Linked DNA regions of Mus musculus: region 2 is linked to region 1. Evidence: chromatin loops called from intact Hi-C (ENCODE). Cell type or tissue: left cerebral cortex. All regions are shown on one strand. Links, peaks and the distances in the headings refer to the core of each region. The heading gives the core; the rest is flanking DNA. Region 1 overlaps Cnih3 (cornichon family AMPA receptor auxiliary protein 3). Region 2 overlaps Cnih3 (cornichon family AMPA receptor auxiliary protein 3).

Region 1 (9,689 bases), core at 3,417-7,416:
GACCAATGTGTCTCTTTCTCTACATTCCTACAGGGAATCTTCATATATCCTCATATATCTGATAAGAATATACTTCCTTCTGCTTGCAAGGATATTCCTGGGATAGAGATTCACACATATTTTCATCTAGGAATTCCCCTCAATGTCTAGCAAGCAGTGTGTGCTCCCCATGTTTGCTGGTGAAACTGGCAGTGATGGACCAGCTGGCTTGGGCATCCAGAGCTCCGGAATTAAAGGGTTTGAGGAGGATAATTGATCCACACAATTACAATCCCCACTTCTCTGGTATTTCTCACTTCTGCTCCATATCCATCCTACAGAAAACCCACTTGACTGAGCCAAAGCACACTCTTACATGAAAAAGACTTGGCATCATAACTGCCCAGAAAACCTAGTGCAACTGGTGGGTGAGTTTTTTTTAAAAAGGAAGCAGTTTACACATCATACTGTTTGCCCTTTTAAAGTGCACATACAATTCAATGAGTGTTAGCATGTTTGTAGAGTTGCACATCTATCACTACTGTCTAAGTTAAGGGCATATTTATTACCCTTACAGGGAGGGAGGGAAAAAGGGAGAGAGGGAAGGAGGGAAGAAGGGAAGGAGAGAGAGAGAGACAGAGACACAGAGAGACAGAGAGAGAACCCTGTACCCATGAGCAGTTGTTTGCTATTGCTATTTCCCCTCCTCCTTTGGAAACTACTTGTTTACCTTTTGTCTCTATAGATTTGACTATTCTAGAAATTTTATGTCAAAAGAATCATATAATGTGTTGCTATTGGGTGTGATATCTTTAACTTATATTTTATTTGAGGCTCATCCACATTGTAGAACATTTAAGTACTTTCTGCCTTCTTAATTTCCACACAGATGTTCCATTGTATGGATACACCACATTTTCTTTATGGATGCATCAGCTAACAGTCGGTACTGTTTTCCTATTTTGGCTCCAGTGAATAACATTGTAGCTGCATTTCATGTTCACCTGCAGGACCGGGGTTCCAGAACGGAGCCAAGAGGGACTTACTTCAAGCTCAGGAGAGTCAGTTTGTTCTACATGTCTTTGTTTATAAACTTGACACAATCACAGGAGAGTCTCGACTGAGTAGATCATATTGACCTTAGGGTGTGTCTATGAGGGATCATTCTGACTATTTATTGGTGTAGGAGGGCCCAGCCCATTGAAGGTAGTTGGTACCATTCCCTAATTAAGTGTTCCTGAGTTATGTAAGAAAGTTAGGTAAACATGAGTCTGCCTGGAAGCCAGAAAGTCCTCTATTGTTTCTGCCTTCAAGCATCTACGTGAGTTCCTGCCCCTCAATAATGAGCTATAACCTGTATTACATAAGTCTACTTGCTTTTGGTCAGAGTTCGTAATCACAACACAGTTGTATCTAGAACACGGTTTCTTTACAAGGGGATAAAAGAAGGCACCCGGTGGCTGATCTCTGTGGGCACACTGTCATTGGGTGCAGAGGTGATGGAGGATGGGCGGGGCCCAGGCAGACCTACCTCCAGAAGTGATAGAAAAGCAGAGGAACATTGAGTCCCAGGGTGAGCCACTCCTGAGCGCACAGGAACATGATGCAGAAGAGGCTGTGGATAGAGTACTCGGGCAGCACCAGCTGGAGAGGAAGCAGAGACACACAGGCCCGGTTAGAGGGAGGCAGTGCTCCACCCACTCACTGTCCCCCATGCAGAGGTGCTCCCTGCAGCATGGTCACTTCCCTGTGACTGATCACTTTGGGAAGTGCTCCATGTTTTAGACCCAACCCAGAGTAGACACAGGCCCTCTGTCCAGGCCTGGGAAAAGGGGAGGAGGTTGCCTAGCATCTGGATTGTCTGAAGAAACTAGTAGTGTCCTGTGTCACCTTCCATCTGTTTGTGCTGTGTTGCTGGCTCCTCTGTGCCCTCCGCTAGCTAATAGGTGTGTTTGTTTATAATACAAGAAGGTCAGGAAAACAGAAAGGCTGGTGATAGGCTAATCAAGACGAGCACAAGAGAAATGCCAAGGAGCAATAGTGAAAAGAGGTGGCCTCTGTGAGAAGGGAGAAGGTGAGCTCAGACTCCCCAGGGAGATGCAGGGGGACAGATGGAAGAAGACAGACACCCCTCCTGGGTAGGCACATGTGGTATAAATGAAAACTGAAAACTAAAGATGACTAGAAGGTAGACAATCAACCCTTTCCAGTAAGGAAAGCTATAAGTATGCAAGCACACTCTTGTAGACAGAAATCACACACACACACACACACACACACACACACACACACACACACACACACACACACACACACACACACGTGTATGTATGGCCTGTACATCTCACTTTGACCATCGTGATTGCTCTGATCCAACAAACTGTGTCTTTCAGGGGCCATTCTAAAGGAATCACGGCTATCCTCCCCAGCAACCCTCAGCCCATACCTGATTCCTTTTTATAAATTTACATTAAAAAATACTTAAGTTTTAAGTCACTGACTGTAGACCAAAAAGAAAAAAAAACCAACATTTGTGTGTATGTATGTGTGTGTGTGTACACACGTGAACATGTATGTAAATGCATGTGTGCCTGCATACATGTTTGAAGGTCAGAAGACAATTTGTGGGAAACAATTCTCTCCTTCTACTATGTGGGTCCCAAGGCTAGAACTCTGGCTATCAAACTTAAGAGCACTGAGCTATCTCACCTACCCTACATAGCAAGCTTTCTGACCTGCTCATAGAGGCCACCCCCACAGCCTACATGTGACCAAATGTACTGTTCTGACCAACCACATACGTCTGTAGCATGGCTAGATTGCCCGTGAGATAGAGTCTGTAGTCATAGCCCTAGACTTCCATGGGTGGGAGCAACTGCTTCAGACCAACTCGCTTTGGTATAGAACATGACACTAGCTTTCTTTCACTGTAAGCAAATGAGCTAGCTACCTGACCAGTAGGCCCCTGCAGAAGATAAGGACATATTCACAGATTTTAAATAAATACATATACAGGCATACATGTGAGAGATGCATTTTGTAACTAGGGGTTGTGTTTGTTCTCGGCATCTGGTGAAGGACAAGCTGCCTTAACCTTAAGTTAACTCAGGCTCAGCATGGACTCAGAGCACAAGAGGCAACCCTCCGGGGTCATGACTTCAGTGGATAAACCAGGCACTGCACCTATGAATCTCAACCATGTAGTAAGAGAGGCCATGTGCTGTCATTCCTCCTTTGAGAACCTCAAAGCTGTGCTTGCCGGCTTCATCTGTACCCTGGCTACCTACCATGCCTAGAGCAAGCCCACGTTCTCAGAGCTAGCACGCCAGCCCTACTCCACCATGCACATCCAAGCACTTATGCCAAGTACTTAACATGCTCAGAGACAGCGACGACAGGCCTGAATCATCTAGTACAGCTCCATCCCCGTCTCCAGTGCCAACGCCAAACCTCTGAATGATGACAGTTCAGAATTCATGCCCTCTATCCATCACACTGCTCCTTGTTCTCTGGGACTTGGTGGATAATGGAAGCTGTGACTGACAGGGAGGATCTATTACCATCCCCTGTGTGAAGGAAAACACTTAACAGAGGCCAGCTCGACTTTTAGGGATGAGGGGGAAACCCTCCTGCTGTTCTGTGTGGGTCTTCCCACTGCCTCTCAGTATCTAAAATCCTGAGCAGACTTGTTCCTAACCCCAGGAGACTTCAAGTGGCTGCAATGCCCCTGTGCCCCTCCTCTTGCTCCAGGCATCCCATGTTACTCACAGTGATGTGGACAATGTAGGGACCTTATTCCTCTCAGACCAAATGGAGCTTAGCCAGGCTACCCGCGCTGGCCCGTACCATGCCTCACCCTAGACCATCTGTGCCTTTCCACTACTTGGCCTTTGCAACATAAGACATCCCCGATCCCAGCAGCTGGGAGGGGCCCCAGGGGCCATGAGTGGAAACTATATGAGAAGCCTGGAACACTTAACAGCCAATAAGAAATGCCCCCAAAGTCCTATTTTGTTTCCTCTGACATCACAAAGAACAGTTATAACAACGGGTATACTTCATCATCCTGACACCACCAGTGAGGACAGAGGGCTCTCTCCCACCCCTACCCCCCCACCCCGGCAGCCTTCGATGGGCAGAGTGAGAGCAAGTCATAAACGTTTGTTGTTCTGAGCGACTGAGAGTCACATGTTCCTTCTTGCTATGACACACTTTGGCCCATCTTGTCTGATGTAGTCAGAGCCTCGGAATGAGAAATCAATGAGAAAAGCAAGGCTGTGTTCTTCTCCCCTCTCTATCCTCCTGAGCATCCTTCCGGACCTTGGTTTAATAAGCCACCGAGGCTAGTGTGACATGCTCCTGATGCTGAGTACCAGGTGGAAGGCCACCAAGCATGCATCAGGCTTATTCTGGTGGGTAGTCAGCTGGGTTGCTCCCAGCTCAGACCGAATAAGTGCTATAGAAATATGCCCCACGCTTGAACCTACCAGAGGAAGTATAGAAAGGTAGATTGAAACTCTGAGCATGCCCATGGCTAGTTCCATCCCTTATCACCGGCAGACACTGTTTCCTCTGGCCGAGCTGTTGAATGGTACCGATACCCGTGATTCACTGAATGAGTTATAAATAGACACCACTTCATGTAGACCACAGTCTGAGACCCCATATCCTGCTTTCTGTAGTTATAAATAGTAAGAATGATCTCACTATAGACATTGTGGGGTTCTGAAAAGGTGACAGTTAAAGTCAGGCTAGCCTACACATACATGCCTGTGATCCTGGGCTAAGGGGACAGGCTACATGGTGAGAACTGGTCCCAAAAAAAACAAAACCTAACAAGCAATGCCTGCCAACTTGAGAATAGCCGAAGGGTTTGTCATGAAGCCAGAACCACTGTTAAGGAAGAATAAATCTAAATATGCATGGAAAAGTTGGCATGCCATGAGACTAGCAAAATCAGAGGGGGTGAGGAGACTGCTCGGTGATTATAGCACTTGCTGCACACACACACACACACACACACACACACACACACACAAGGACTAGAGCTTGGATCCCCAGAAACCCACATAAATATCAGGTAAGCATGGTTGTCCCACCTGTAATTGGGAGGAGACAGGATCTTCAGAGCAAGCTAGCCTACAAGACCAGCTATAAAGGGCAAGCTCTAGATTTGATTGAAAGACCCTGCTTCGTGGCTGACTAAGAAGAGTGACCAAGGGAAGATCTCTGCCATCAACCTCTGCTCTCTACATACCCATACATACACATGGGCATGTGTGCACACACATTTGCTCATACACGTGTATATACACATACATATATACACTTACACCTCTATCATGCACACATTAAACACACCCACACTACACACACACACAAAGATAGAAAAAGAAAACCAACAACAATAAAACAAAGAACTCACTATTTTGTGTAGCCCTTTCACAAGCCACCAAATGGGCCACTTATTTAAGAGTGTATAGGGCAGGCCTGATGCCAGGTAGGACTGGGGTACCTGCCAAGCTCATTACACTTCTGACTTACTGCCCAGATTCTAGTAGTCAGTTTCTGTTTGCTGGCAAATATTCCCATCTGGATATTCCTGAGTCCTCACTCCACTCCCACCCCTCCTCCCAGTCCCTGCAGACCTCTCCCGAGCCTCTAGTTTGTCCTAAGAGCACCTCTGCTTCCTCTCTCTCATCAGCCAGCCTGGAAACAAGACAAATCTGACATGGTCACTTCTACAGGGCACTTTGATCTACTCTTGTTTTCCATTTCTACTGCCCCCTACAGGCCAGCACCCCTGTGCTGCCCCCAAAGCTAGTGTAAGAACTGTCTAGCATAGCTCTGTCCCAGAAGACAGGCTCCTGTCCAGCAGAGACATGTCTCCTTTCTCTGGCATCCACCATGCATTCACCCACATCCTTGCTTTCCCAGGAATTTTTAAAATTAAATTTATTTTTTGTCCATCAAAATATGTAAATTCTTATTGGTAACTAAAGAACGCATTAAGGACTTGGTTTTAGCCATCTCGAGCAACTAAAACATATTGTATAAAAATCAATACCAAAAGAGAGTAGAATTATAGTCTAGAATTTAAGACTCTTTTTAAATCAGTTTTGTTTTTCCTTGATTAAATTCGCTCTTAGATAATAATATACATGCCCATGGTGCTAGATTCTGGGAGAGAAGGAACCGTTGTCTCCTTTTAAGCGAGATTTAACTTTATTTTTATTCATGGTCTAAATATTTTCTCCCTGTCACTTCGGCTTCTCACTTGTCTGTGTGACCAACCGTTGGCTGCCAGGACACAGGTCTTGGGAGAATAATGCCACATGACAGTTTGGGGTTTCTCTTCAGTGTGCTGGTACAGAGGGCAGGGTAGATAGGAGGAGAGACTTTTCATAGCCTCACAGGAAGAGGAAGTAGAGAGTAGATGTCTATATCCCATACCAGAAGTGTGGAAGTAATATGTTTGGCATGAGGGGGACCCCTAAAGCTAGGGAACGGGGCAGATAGTGAGAGGTAGGCAACCCATATGAGTCCCATGAAGGCAGGATTTCTGGAAGGAGGTGTGTGTGTGTGTGTGTGTGTGTGTGTGTGTGTGTGTGTGTCTGTGTGTGTGTGTGTGTGTGTGCGCGCGCGCGCGCTCACATGCATGTGCTCACTCACTCTCGACTTCACATATCTCTGTGTGTGTGTGCACGCAGAGGCCAGATGGGGTCACTGCTACCCTCTATCACTCTTCCCTTACACTTTGAGGCAAAGTCTTTCACTGAAGCTTGAGTGCATCTCCATTTTTTTTTCTTCTAGCTAGGCTAGCAGGCTGTAAGTCCCAGCAATTCTCCTGCCTCCACTCTACCCAGTGCTAGAGTTACAGTTGTGCACAGCCACACCCAGCTTTTTCTGTGCTTATTGGAGATCTGAACTCGGTCCCTCATGCTTGCCACACAAGCACTCTCCTTCATGGAGCCATCTCCCCAGCCAGGGGACCAGATCTCTAAAAGACACAAACATGGCCCACGGTCATGGAAGGCTCACAGCCATGGAATGCACATAGCCATGGAAGGTCCACTGAAGATCCAGACTGGAGTTCAGATTGAAGACCATGGAAGCCGCAAGGTTTGTCTCCCAGCTCTCAGTGTTGCCTGTCAGCTCAACAAAGCCTTTCAACTAATACACATTGGTCTGCAATGATGTGCATTATGTAAATTCCTTCTGGTTACATAAGGATCAACCTTATGATATGAAGAACTGCAGCTAACAACACCAGGCCCTATTTCCCTTATCTGTAAAGCACCACACTTGCTGGGAGGATGTAAACCGGACTAGGAAGGATGGTACTCTCAGATGGCAAGCCAGCATCAGAGGACAATGCCCCTGCAGTTATGAGGATGATCTTCATATTGTGAATAAACATCTTGGAGAATTCCCTACTCAGGAAGCAACTGGCCCTTCTTCCCTGAAAGTCGGTGAAACAGCTCACAGCCAGATTTGGCTTCCTACTTCTCAATCTAGACTCCTTGGTCATCCTTGACACCAGCGTCCGGTCTCCCCAGGTGGGAAGAGAAAGAAGCCACAGGCTGCTTAAGTGACTTGCCTGTCAAGCCTGTGTCTCTGCCAGTGCACGTGACCCTAGCACAGACACCCTCCCTGGCTAAACAGAATCGGGGTGACCCTCTGTTGACCTGCAGCCTAGAATCCATCCATAAGTGTTCTCAAATGAGCAATCATCCGCAGCAGCCCTGGGCTCTGACTGACTTACCAGAGCAAGGGGAGACAGGATGCTGCTATAGTTTGAATGTCCCCCAGAGGACTATGTGTTAAAGGCCTGATCCCCAGGCACTACTGGGTGAGGTGGAGCCTGGAGGTAGGTCTTTAGGGATTAGAGGTGTGCTCTTAATGGGGATTGTAAGACTCCCTCTCTCTCTCTCTCTCCCTCTCTCTCTCTCTCTCTCTCTCTCTCTCTCTCTCTCACACACACACACACACACACACACACACACACACATCTCTCTTTTGCTTGCTTCTTGGCTATGCAGTGAGCAGATCTGCTTGCTCCGTCACATTCCTGCTATGGTGCTCCATCACAGACCCAAAACAGAGCTGACCAGTCAAAGACCCTGTAGCCAAAATAAAACTTTCCTCCTCATAAGCTGAGTATCACAAGTGTTGTGTTATGGCGCTGGGAGCACGGAGAGAAAGGTCTGCATCGATAGGAAACAGATAGGATTCTGCTGTCCCGTGAGACTAGGATAAAGTTCTCTGAGTGCTGCCAGGAAGCTCTGAAGCTGCCCGCTCTGAAGAAGACTCTTTCATGTGGTTACTCCAAGCGGTGAAGCCTTGGGGAAAGCATTTGACGCTCAGGAAAGACAGTCCAGCCTTTAGCCCTGACATCTCTCAGGAACTGGGATCCCAGCCTCAGCTGGTACAGGGAAGTCAGTTGCTGAGACCCAGGCTTGAGTTGACTGAGTTCTGTCTGTTAGAGAACTGTTAGGTGTTTTTATCTGGAATCTGCACCAAGGCTCACCAGCTATTTCTAAGTGGTAAGCCAATGTCGCTGAGTAACTCGGCACAGAATTACAGCCTGGAATCATAGTCACCAATTATATCTGCACCATCAGCTACAGGTGTGGTTCAGGGCCCGCCACTGCCAGAAACCCTCCTAAATGTCCGGAAAATGTTTGGTTGTCGACCACCCATAGCCAAAATCAGATCCTCATGGCTGACCACAGATGGTGGGGACAGTCTTCAAGGAAAGCTAATACATTGCCCCTACCCCTGCCCCCAATTCCCCTGTACCAGGAACATGGAGTAAAGTGTGGTACAAAGGTGAGGGAAGCGGTTGCCTGCCTGAGAGGCTCAGGATCTGAAGACAAGAAAATCCCTTCTCCTCTGTGGATCCCAATGCTCATCAGGGCGTGGAGATTCTGGGTGTTCTTTAGGGCCTACAGGGACGTCCTCTCTGGACAGACTGGGCCTCTATTCCTCTACCACCCAGAGGCCTGGGTGTGGCCTGACCCTTCTGGTGTTCCCTACTCCTTGGGTTCTGCTTCCAGGTTTACTGGCTCTAACTGACTTGGGCACCTCCAGTCCCCCTGCTGCCTCCCGTGGGAGCCTCAGCACCTGCTCTGCCATGCACTGAGCATCCATGCCAGTTACCACCTGCACAAAAAGCTTGTTTCCCAGGCTGCCCACTGGGGAAGTTCTCCTGTTTTGACTCATTAGAAAAATCACATACCACACAACACTCTGTAGAAGATGTTTCCTTCCAAAAGTACTCATGTGGGGGGGGGGGGTGGGGGGTGGCTTTGTCGCTGGTGGAAGGCAATAGGGCATGAGGTGACAGGGACAGATGTGGCTCAGTGTCAGGTCCCACCCTCCCCTGACAAAAATGGGTCACATTTCTGTGAGCTTGCAGTTCTCAATAGCTCCCAGGTTCCATGTGCCTCAGGATCTTCTGGAGGTTTTGCTAAAATGGGGGGGGGGGGGTGCCCCGCCACCTCCTGCCCCACCCCACACCTGAGCTTCAGATTCAGCAGTTCTGGGGACTGAGTATCTGAGTAACACATTCCTTATGAGCTATAAGGACAGCACTCCTCCATGTGTGATCTCTGGACCAGCCCCCCACCCCATCCACCCCCTACCCCCACCCACCCCCGCACTTGGCAGCTTGTTAGGAATGTAGGATTTGGGTCCCAGCCCAGATC
Region 2 (9,689 bases), core at 3,297-7,296, 53 kb after region 1:
AGCTTACAATTCATTGTTGTAAGAAATTCAAGGCAGCAACTTAAAGCCTTCCGTCCTCAGTCAAGAGCAGAGAGAGAACAAACACATGGATCCCTGTGGAGCCACATATTGCTTGTGGCTTATGTAGCTTTCTCCTCTCTTAATGTGGTTCTGGATCTCCTGACTAGGGAATGGTGCCACCTGTAATGGGCAGGGTCTTCTCGCATTAATTAACAATTAAGACAACACCCCAAAGACATGACCACAGGCCAACCTGATCCAGATAATTCTTCCTAAGACTCTAGGTTGTTGCCTGAAGGGATGACTCAACCATTAAGAACACATGTTGCGCCGGGCGTGGTGGCGCACGCCTTTAATCCCAGCACTGGGGAGGCAGAGGCAGGTGGATTTCTGAGTTCCAGGCCAGCCTGGTCTACAAAGTGAGTTCCAGGACTGCCAGGGCTATACAGAGAAACCCTGTCTCAAAAAACCAAAACCAAAACAAACAAACAAAAAAACCAAAAAAACCACATGTTGCTCTTCCAGAGATCCCAGATTTGAGTCTCAGCACACATGTGGTAGCACAAGAGTCTGTAACTCCATATCCAGGGTATCTAATGCCCTCTTCTGGCCCCCACAGGCACCAGCTCACATGTGGTACACAGATATATATGCAGGCAAAACATCCATAGACATAAAATAAAATAAAAAATAAATCTTAAAAAACAGGTATACTTTTAAAGACTCCAGGTTGTGTCAAGTTGACAATAAAGACAGACCCACACAGTAGAAGAAAAAAATTCCAGAAAAGTAGGCTCTGCTGTAAGGAGGATAAGGTTTGGCAGATGGGAGACAAAGAAGGGCCAGCAGGGAACAAGACAGGCTGAGGTAAGACAAGTCAAGAACAAAGCCTGGTGCAGAGGCACCGCAGAGAGGGGGCCTCACTGAAGACTTCACATGGACCAGTGTGGGATGTGTCTCGCAGGTGACTTTCAGGGCTGGCTGCATTCTGACAAAGGTTGGACAAGAAGAACTCCACCAGGGTTGTGGGGGGAGGGTTGAAGACACATGAACAAGCATGAAGTTGTGCAGCAGTGGATGCTGGGTAGTACAGAGGCAACACGGAAAATACACCATGAATCTAGCAAGTCAGACTCAAGAAACCAGAGCACAAGCTTGGGCTAACCACCTTGGAGGGCAAGTGAGCACTGGCAGGCAACGTCCAAAGAGTTCTGACACATGAGCTCGGATCTTATGTCTCTAGAAACTCAGCCTGGACCAGTGGTTCTCAACCTTCTTAATGCTGAGACCCTTTAATACAGTTCCTCATGTTGTGATGACCCCCAGCCATAAAAATTGTTTTTATTACTACCTCGTGACTTTAATTTTGCTGCTGTTATGAATCATAATGTAAATATCTGTGTTTTCCAATGGTCTTAGGTGACCCTGTGAAAGGGTCATTGAACTCCCAAAGGGATTGTTGTGCAACCCATAGGTTGAGAACCACTGGCCTAGAGGAACTGAGTTCTATGTTCAGAGTCCTGGGGCATTAGGACCATCAAGGTCACACACTTGATTTCTTCTTTCTAAATACTGACCCCAAAATGTCATGTCCACCTGGACCCTCAATACATGAGCTTACTTAGTGTCATTACAGATTTAATTAGAAAAGTTGAAGGCATGCTAGAGCAGGGGCCCTAAGTCCACTAAGAGTGTCCTTATGAGAGACAAAACTAGACATACAAAGAAGGCCAATTATATAGTATAAAGGGCAGGCAGAGATAGTCATTAGAGTGACACAGCTCTCAGCCAAGGGACACCAAAGACTGAGGAGTTGCCACTAGCCAAGAAGGGTCCTCTAGTGCTGTGGCCCTGCCGGGCCTCGGGCCTCGTCTTCATGCACTAAGCTTTCAGAGCAGAGAGTAAGCCCTCGTTGTAATCTACCTGATGTAGGAAGAAGTGCTTTGTTAGGCAGCACCAGAGAACTAATACACCTGTTTTCAAAATACCAAAAGCATTGCACCCGCAATCTGAGTCTGAGTCTGGGGGAAATGGCTGTGAGCACCACCTGAGAACGTGGGTCAGACCATTTCTGACCCCAAACAAACACTCCCCCCAGAAAAGTAGCTTCCTCCTATAAGTCCCCAAACCTGTGCATGAAAGACACAGAACACACCATCTCACTTCCTCTCCATGTCTTGTTCCAATAGAAGCAATGCCTTCAGAAAAATCCCAAGCTTTGGGGTCCTGTTAGAGCAGGGAGTGCCAACATTTGGAAGGCAAGCAGGCTACGGAAGCGTTTTGATTGGCTGGGATACAGAGCGCCCAACCAATGAGTGCAGCTTGAGTACTACCTAAGTCTCTTCCCTTGCTGATTCTAAGCTGCTCAGGAAAATGTCTCATGTGCTCCTGGGAAGGATGGAGCACTGGTTCTAGACTCAGACAGTTGTTTTGGGGCTCTATGAAGTACCAAGCATTTATCCCAGTCCTTGCTCAGCCATCGAGGACCATGAAGCATAATCAAAAAGTAGCTATCACTCATAACGTTGTCACTGGATAGTCTGTGCTCTGTAATGCCCAGAGCCAGCCAGCAAAGGGTCAGATCTGGAGTCCAGCACTCACCCTCTTCCTTAGTTGTCTTCGGCCTTTGCTAATGAGATTCACTTTCCCTTATGAGACGGAATAAAGAACACTTCATAGTACACCCATCAATACCAACATGGGCCGTGACCCAGCAGGCTTGGCACCAGCCCTCTGTCATCTAAGGATACCCAAACAATGTGCCCAGGAGCTAATGAGACCAAGGAAAGCACTTTAAAGCCAACACAGAGATCTCAGTCATGTCCTGACTCCACCAGTCTCATCTAGTGGGGCCCTTTGGAGAAGCAGGGTCAGCAGATGCATCTCCCCGACAGCACACACAGGACAGCTTGTTACTGTCACAGGGCAGCGGCTGCTCTTATCTTGAGCAGGGATCCCTGTGCTATGGCCTGCCAACAAGATGGGACCAGGCCAATTCCATAGCAGAGTCTAAAGGGGCAGAGCCACTTAGACTAGGCAGAGTGGGCCAATGATTAGGGATAAAATGGAACCCACCCTTCTGTCTGCTGCTCCTGTATATCTGACCCCCGACCACCAATACACCACATTCAGTCCCATGATCCTCTGATCTCTTTATACTGCCATAATAATATACATCTTAAATGTCCCCAAAGGCCTATATGTTAAAGGCTTTGTCACCAGCCTGTGGTGCTATGTGGTAGAAGCTTGAGGAGGTGTGGCCTAGTGGGAGGAAGTTACATCATTAGGAGGTGTGGCCTCGTGGGAGGAAGTTACGTCATTAGGACATGGCCTTGAAGGGCATATTGGTGGGATTTCAGCCCTTCATATTCCATCATCCCCCCACCACCTGCCCTATCTCTCTTCTTTCTCTCTTTTCCTCTAGGCAAGCAGCTGTGCTCCAGCACAGCCTCCCCACAATGACCTCATCGCAGGTCCCAAAACAGGAGAGGAACTGACCGATAACTAAAACTTACAAACTGTGAGTCAGAAGTTCCCCTCCTTTAAGCCAATCACGCCAGACACTTGAGCACAGCTAAAGAAGGCTGACTCAGCCACAATCACTGTGGTCCCTCATCTACCATTCTCTCAGACACCTCCCATATGCCCCTCATGTTACAAGCAGAGCTACCCCTAGTCCCTGTATCTTCCATCTTTATAGGTACCTACCTACCCATCACTAGCTCCCTGACCTTGAATGTACCTTTTACCTCCCCAGACTGTGACCTTTTTGTTTATAAAATAAGAAGACTAATGTTCCTGCCTCAGCGGGCTGCAGGGAGTGTGGAGAAGAGGCCTAGCCCACAGTACAGAGTACAGAAATGAGAATTCTGCTAGATTTGAGCACGGACTCCCTCTGTGTCCACACTGAGGGGCAACTCCACAGGGAGCTCGGGCTCTGTGTGAGTCACAGGGACCCTGCTGGGATTCAATATCTGTCTCACTGATTTGTGTGACTGCAGGCAAGTTTTATTAACCTTTCCAAACCTCAGTTACCTCAAATAATAAAAAAAAAGAACAATAATACCTCCATCACTTCAAATATAAAGAAAGGACAATTATAGTTCCTATCTCAGAGCCACTGCAAGGAGCAAAAGAAATGATGGGGACTAGAGAGATGGCCAGCTCAGAAATGTGCTCGCCATACTGAAGGGCTTTCCATGTGAGCGTGAGGACCACTTAAAATGTGTCCATGTGTACCCGTGACCACTCACACATGCACACATATACACATGAAAACATACAGAGATGGCTGGAAGGGGAGGGAAAGAGGAGGAGAGGGAGAGAAAAGAAGAGGAGGAAGAGAAGAGGGGAGAGAGAGAAGAGGAGGAGAGGGAGGAAGAAGGAAAAAGGAAGGAAAGAAGAAGAAGAAAAAGGAGAAGAAGGAACATATATAAAGCAAAGAGACAAAGAGTCCCAGGGCCAGTGCTCAGTAGGTAATGATGCCACTTTCTTAACTGGTTGCTGTCCCTGAGATATTTTTCCCATACTCCTGACTATGAGTCTTCATCCCTGGTCTAAGGCAAAGTCATCAGCTTGACAATCTAAGTCTAGTGAAAGCTGTCACTATGGAGAAGACACAGGTAACAACTGGAAAGAAAGCAGGTAGGTGAGAGAGACTGCAGGGTTCATTCACCCTGTCACAGCTGGGGACTACGATCAGCAGACAAACCAGCAAGGGAGACCTCGGCTGCCCTGTCCCTGGACCGACATGGAGAACATAACCTGAACACAGAACACGCTGGCATCTTCAACCCCTGTCTGGGCCAGACTAGCAGATGCAGCTAGTTCTGGGGCTGTGTGCTGTGCCTCTGATAGCTGTTCAGTCACCAGCAGACAAAGATAGCTCAGAGCCCTGCACGTCTAGGAGAGATGCCAAGGGAGCAGGACTCTGGCCCGTGTCCAGCCTGGCTGATTTGCGACTCTTTGCAGAGCCATGCTGCCTCCAGCCAACAGTCACCAGGTCAGGGAAAGCCCAAAGAGATGTATATAATGAGGATGGCTGTGTACACTGGCTCGTTAACAGAGGTGACCCTGCCACTGAGCAGCAGGAGCAGGAGGACAGCAGAGCAGCCTGTAGGACCCTGAGCCTCTCTGCCATGCAGCCAGGCTAAGGAGCCCTTCTCTGTCCAACCCCAGCACTACAGACAGAGGGAAGGCTCTGGGTAACAGCCCCCAGCCCAGATGACCCTCTGTCTAATCAAGCTCATACCAGTTCTGCTGCCTTGAGCTTTCTCCATCAGACAAAGGATCTGCTTCTCTCCTGGCTCCAGTGGGTTCTACCCTTTGTTAAGCAAGTCCCTCTCCAACAGGCCTGCAGCACCTGCCATCTGTGAAGAACTAGCCTTATTTACTCCTGGAGTGCTTGCTAAGCAGTGGCCATGCCCCAGGGCCAGTGCTAGAAGCAAGGTGGATAGGACCAACCTATAACATCTGATCATTCTGCAGTGACCTGGAGCCACAGTGACCCCTGTGGGTGGGAGCCTGCTGCTCCAGGCTTCAATCCATCAACAAAACTGACCGGAAGGCATGAAGGAGAGAGGCAATGCCCACTGGGGCCAGGATTGCAATTTGGTGATAGATTACTTTGGGCTGGTCTGAGAACCTTGGTGACAAGACCATTACTACCCTCCCCTGTTCGCAACACTGCTATCGTCCATTATCATCATTGATCTAAGCAAAGCTCTCTCTTGCTGCCATTACTCCTTTGTGGACCCATTCATTGCTTTTTATGCTACCTGCTCTTCCTGACCACCCAGCCAATCGGTGATTAGCGCTCAGGATTATCTTTCTGCTCACGCTGTCCTTGCACACCGCATGCTTGTGTGCTGTCTGCTCCTGGCTTGCTCCTCATTCCTTCCTTACTCGTACTCAGCAGCAGAGCTGTAGAGCACCACGGGAGTGTTACACTGTCTGTCCATGCCTCCGGCAAGAAAAATATTCAACATTCATCATCCATTAAAGGAATGCCACCTGAGGGATATTCCGGTAATCTCTTTGGAACTTGCGCCTGGGGATGGAGCTGTTGGTCTCTAAATCCAAGGAGAACGCCTTAGCTGCCACACAAGGTATCCAGCTGCCTTCTCCACAGTGCTGAGGGCCCTGTGTTCAAGGCTCCATCACCACAGTCCCCCAGGCCTGGAGAGACCCATCTGCTGCTTTTGTCTGCAACACTCCAGGGAAGCAGCTAGCCTTTGGGTTCTACTCTATAAATTTCCTAAGCAGACCTCAGGGACCCACCCAACAGGGAGGCTCTGGTTGCATGAACTCTCCCTGGAGGGGTGTAAGCAAATACCTACTCATCCCAGATGGGACAACAACAGACCAGGTACCATTCCACCCAGGTTCAATGTGGTGGTAAACCAATGACTTTATTGAAATTATTTACAAAACACAGGCGAGGGGAGTCACTTAAGGAGTGTGGGTGAAGCCAACACAACTTTATCCATGGAAAGTCTCACCCCAACATATGGGAGATGACTCTCCCATAGCTATATAGTTGGAGCTGTTCCCTTTTAGTTAACTTTCCAGAGACTGCAAGAGCACATTTAATTAAAGCAAAACTACACAGAGCTTGGGGAGGAGGACGTGGGAGTGGCTGAAATCTCAGGTGAGATCTCTGATGGTCTTCCAGCTCCTTCCTTTTATGAGGGGATGTCAACTGGTCCAACCTCGGGTCTCTGAGGAGTAGTCTCAACATCTTTAGCAAAACGGTGATGGTCGTTCCGCTAGGAGAAGAACATCAAGTGCTGTCTGGAGGTGTTATGTCATGGCTGCGATGCTCACTCACATTTGAGAAAAGGAAGGACAAACTAATGTCTTAAAACTTCACAGCAAAAGCAGAAACATGTGTGTAAGAGAAGTTCTTGATGTCCCCGGGCTGAGGAAGACTTAACACCAGAATGTATGGAGTTTGAGGCAAAGTGGATGACCCTGACTCTTGTTCTGAGAAGGACCACAGGGGACAGGTAGGAGAAGGTGTTTAATGTGTCCAAGACTGAGAGTGGATCGACATCCACAACACACATCACCGAAACACAGACACAGAAGAAGAGGGACAACCCTTGCATTTAGTTGCTGTGATTACTAACATTGTCAGTTTGAATCTGACATCACGTAAGAGACAAATCTCTGAGCATGCCCATGAGGGAGTTTCTAGATTGGGTTAATTGGAGTAAGAAGGTCCACCCTAAGTGTGGACACTACCATTCTACCAGTTAGGGTACACAGCTGAGTGAGGAAGCAAACGGAGCACCATCTAATGCTCCTCTCTCTCTCTCTCTCTCTCTCTCTCTCTCTCTCTCTCTCTCTCTCTCTCTCTCTCTCTTTCTTTCTTTCTCTCTCTCTCTGCTTCCTGACTGTGAGTGCACATGACAGCCACCTCAAGCCATTGCTTCCTTGACAGACTGCAGTCAGTGAGCCAAGACAAGCTGTCCTTTCCTTAGGCTGCATTTATTGGACATCTTATCACATAACAAGACAAGTGGTGAATGCAAATGTCTGTGACACTAGAAAGCACACTTCTGCATGTATCTATGGGGACTTTCCAGAGATTAACTAAGACCCCTCATGAGTATGGGTGGCACCATCCCCTAGGCTGGAATCCAGAAAGTGCTGCATCCAGCCACCATGATGTAAGCCACTCTGCTACATCACAGCCTCCTGGTCACAATGGACCAGACCCTCTAAAGCTATGAACAGCAAAATCCTTCCTGCTCAAGGTATTTGTTGCAAGAGAAAGGCAAAAGGATGACAACAGCTTCCTCACTCTTTCCAAACAGAATCCATCACTACACAGTCCCCAAGTACTCCTCTGCGTGGAACCATTTCCTACTGGGACCTTAACTGACACCTAAGCCCATAAGAGACTAAAACCTGGGCTCAAGTTACCTTCCCCAAATAGAGATGGTTGGTGGATCTAGCTTGGCCTAGAAAACTTCCAAATAAACGCTTTTTGTTGCAATGTGGTCATTTGGCAGAGGCATTAACAAAAAATAAATCTCAGCAATGCACCTGCAGAATGTCTGGGTTTGAACAACACTGCTTCCTAATGAATTCCACAGAATGAATTATCTGCTGAGTGTTCCCACTATAGGAAGTGGCCTACTGTGCCATATAGAGTTACTGAACTTAACCAATTAAATTTTGCAGGATGTTGGCTGATTCTTGTCTCAGAACCAGGTTTCACACAGAGTCTAAAAATAAGTGTCTCCTGAGGCCCCTCTTGATTTAAGATGGGAAGGAAGGAGCCCTGTATGGTCAGCATATAGAAGATCCTGCTTATTCAAATTAGACAAAACCAAAATAAACTCTCTAGTGAAGAAGTGTAAGCGAGCATCATCGAAAAGACACTTGGAATCCGTAAGCTTGGATTTCAAAGGCAACGCCATTGCCTCCCTTTGTTCAAGCAGCACAGCCGACCTACTCAGACACCAGGCTGGCTCTAGGAGGAATGTTAGGGAGCAGCAATGAGTGAGCCAGGTCCTGAGCATCCATTGCTGAGAATTTCCACAGCTTATTGGATTCATAGAACAAAAATTTGCAAAACTAGGAGGACACGTGCTTCCTTAACAGGTCTGTTTATGGAAGAATGTGTAAAGGTGATCCATAAATATAGAGAAATGGACTGGGGAGATGTCTCAGGCAGCGAAGTACGTGATATACAGGCATGGGAACTGAGTTCGAGCCCCAGGAACTTACATAAATGCCAGGCATGGTGGCAAATGCTTGTTAACCCAATGCTGAAGAGGCAGATTCAGGAACTGCAGGGGTTTGTGGGACAGCCAGCCTAGCCTAAGCAATGGAAGCCAGCTCCTTGGGAGAGACCCAGGCTCAAAAAGCTACATGGGCAGATCCTGAGGAATGACACCCAAGGTTGACCCCTAGCAGGTGTACACACATTCACATATAAGAACTTCCAAATAAACACACACTAAATATGTGTATGCGTGTACACATGTGTATGTTTAAGATTTATTAGAGGAATACAGACATTTCAGGCGAGTCCAATTTTTGCCTCATTCCCACAGTCTTGGCCTTCTCAATATCCATGTAACAGGACTGTCGGGACAAACTCACATCCACAGTGCCTTAGGCACATTAGAGAAGAGAATGCTGGACCTGCTGGGCCAACCTTCATGTGATATTCCAAGGCCCCTGATCTTGGTTGGCATCCTCAGAAGACTCTGGGCATGAAGAGCAAGCTACTACACAGTATAAGGCTTTTTTGCTGAAACCAGAGCCTACCTGCCAGGGCCAAGCTCTACTCAGTGCCTGCCTACCTCTCCTGCACAAGCCTGGCCAAGCTTCTCCTTGCCCCTCCTCCATCTTTCCTACATGAGCTGGCTGGTACCCATCAAGTTACAAAGGGACTAAATACCTGGATCAGGGCAACCATGCTCTCTTGATAGCACTTCCCTCTGCTGTGTCTGCTTCACTCTCGTCAGACCTGTTAGACTGGGTGCAGAGAGCACCCAGGCAATGGCCAAGGATTTCCCATCAACGCCTTCCCCCTGGTTGATCTGAGTCCAGCATCAACATCTTCCACTCCTCCCACCCCCATCTGTCAGAACAACACCCAGAGAAGGATCTGAGAGAGGCCACAGGCCAGTTAGTTATCTGCTACCTCACAAAACCCAGAAGTCACAGGT

What was found. Hi-C counts contacts between places; a loop is a spot of excess contacts. Peaks named below come from ENCODE experiments on the same cell type or tissue, not always from the same donor. Only the 100,000 strongest peaks of a DNase experiment are listed, where the experiment ranks them.
Region 2: it touches region 1 in a loop (2.3-fold over the local background); 4 of 42 quality-filtered maps call a loop at or near these places.

The regions. Positions count from the first base shown.
Region 1 is chr1:181,441,904-181,451,592 of GRCm38, reverse strand. Cnih3 (cornichon family AMPA receptor auxiliary protein 3) reads right to left here. Exons shown (of 6, transcript NM_001160211.1): 4 at 1,511-1,623. Among named protein-coding and RNA genes, the nearest start is that of Ccdc121, 65 kb to the left of the region's middle. In left cerebral cortex, for the core only: a CTCF peak has its summit at 5,760 (motif pointing left); DNase peaks (open chromatin) are centred at 4,266, 4,869 and 5,504; H3K27ac peaks cover 1,076 bases.
Region 2 is chr1:181,389,227-181,398,915 of GRCm38, reverse strand. All of the region lies in intron 1 of Cnih3 (cornichon family AMPA receptor auxiliary protein 3), which reads right to left. Among named protein-coding and RNA genes, the nearest start is that of Cnih3, 41 kb to the right of the region's middle. In left cerebral cortex, for the core only: a CTCF peak has its summit at 5,515; DNase peaks (open chromatin) are centred at 4,911 and 5,465.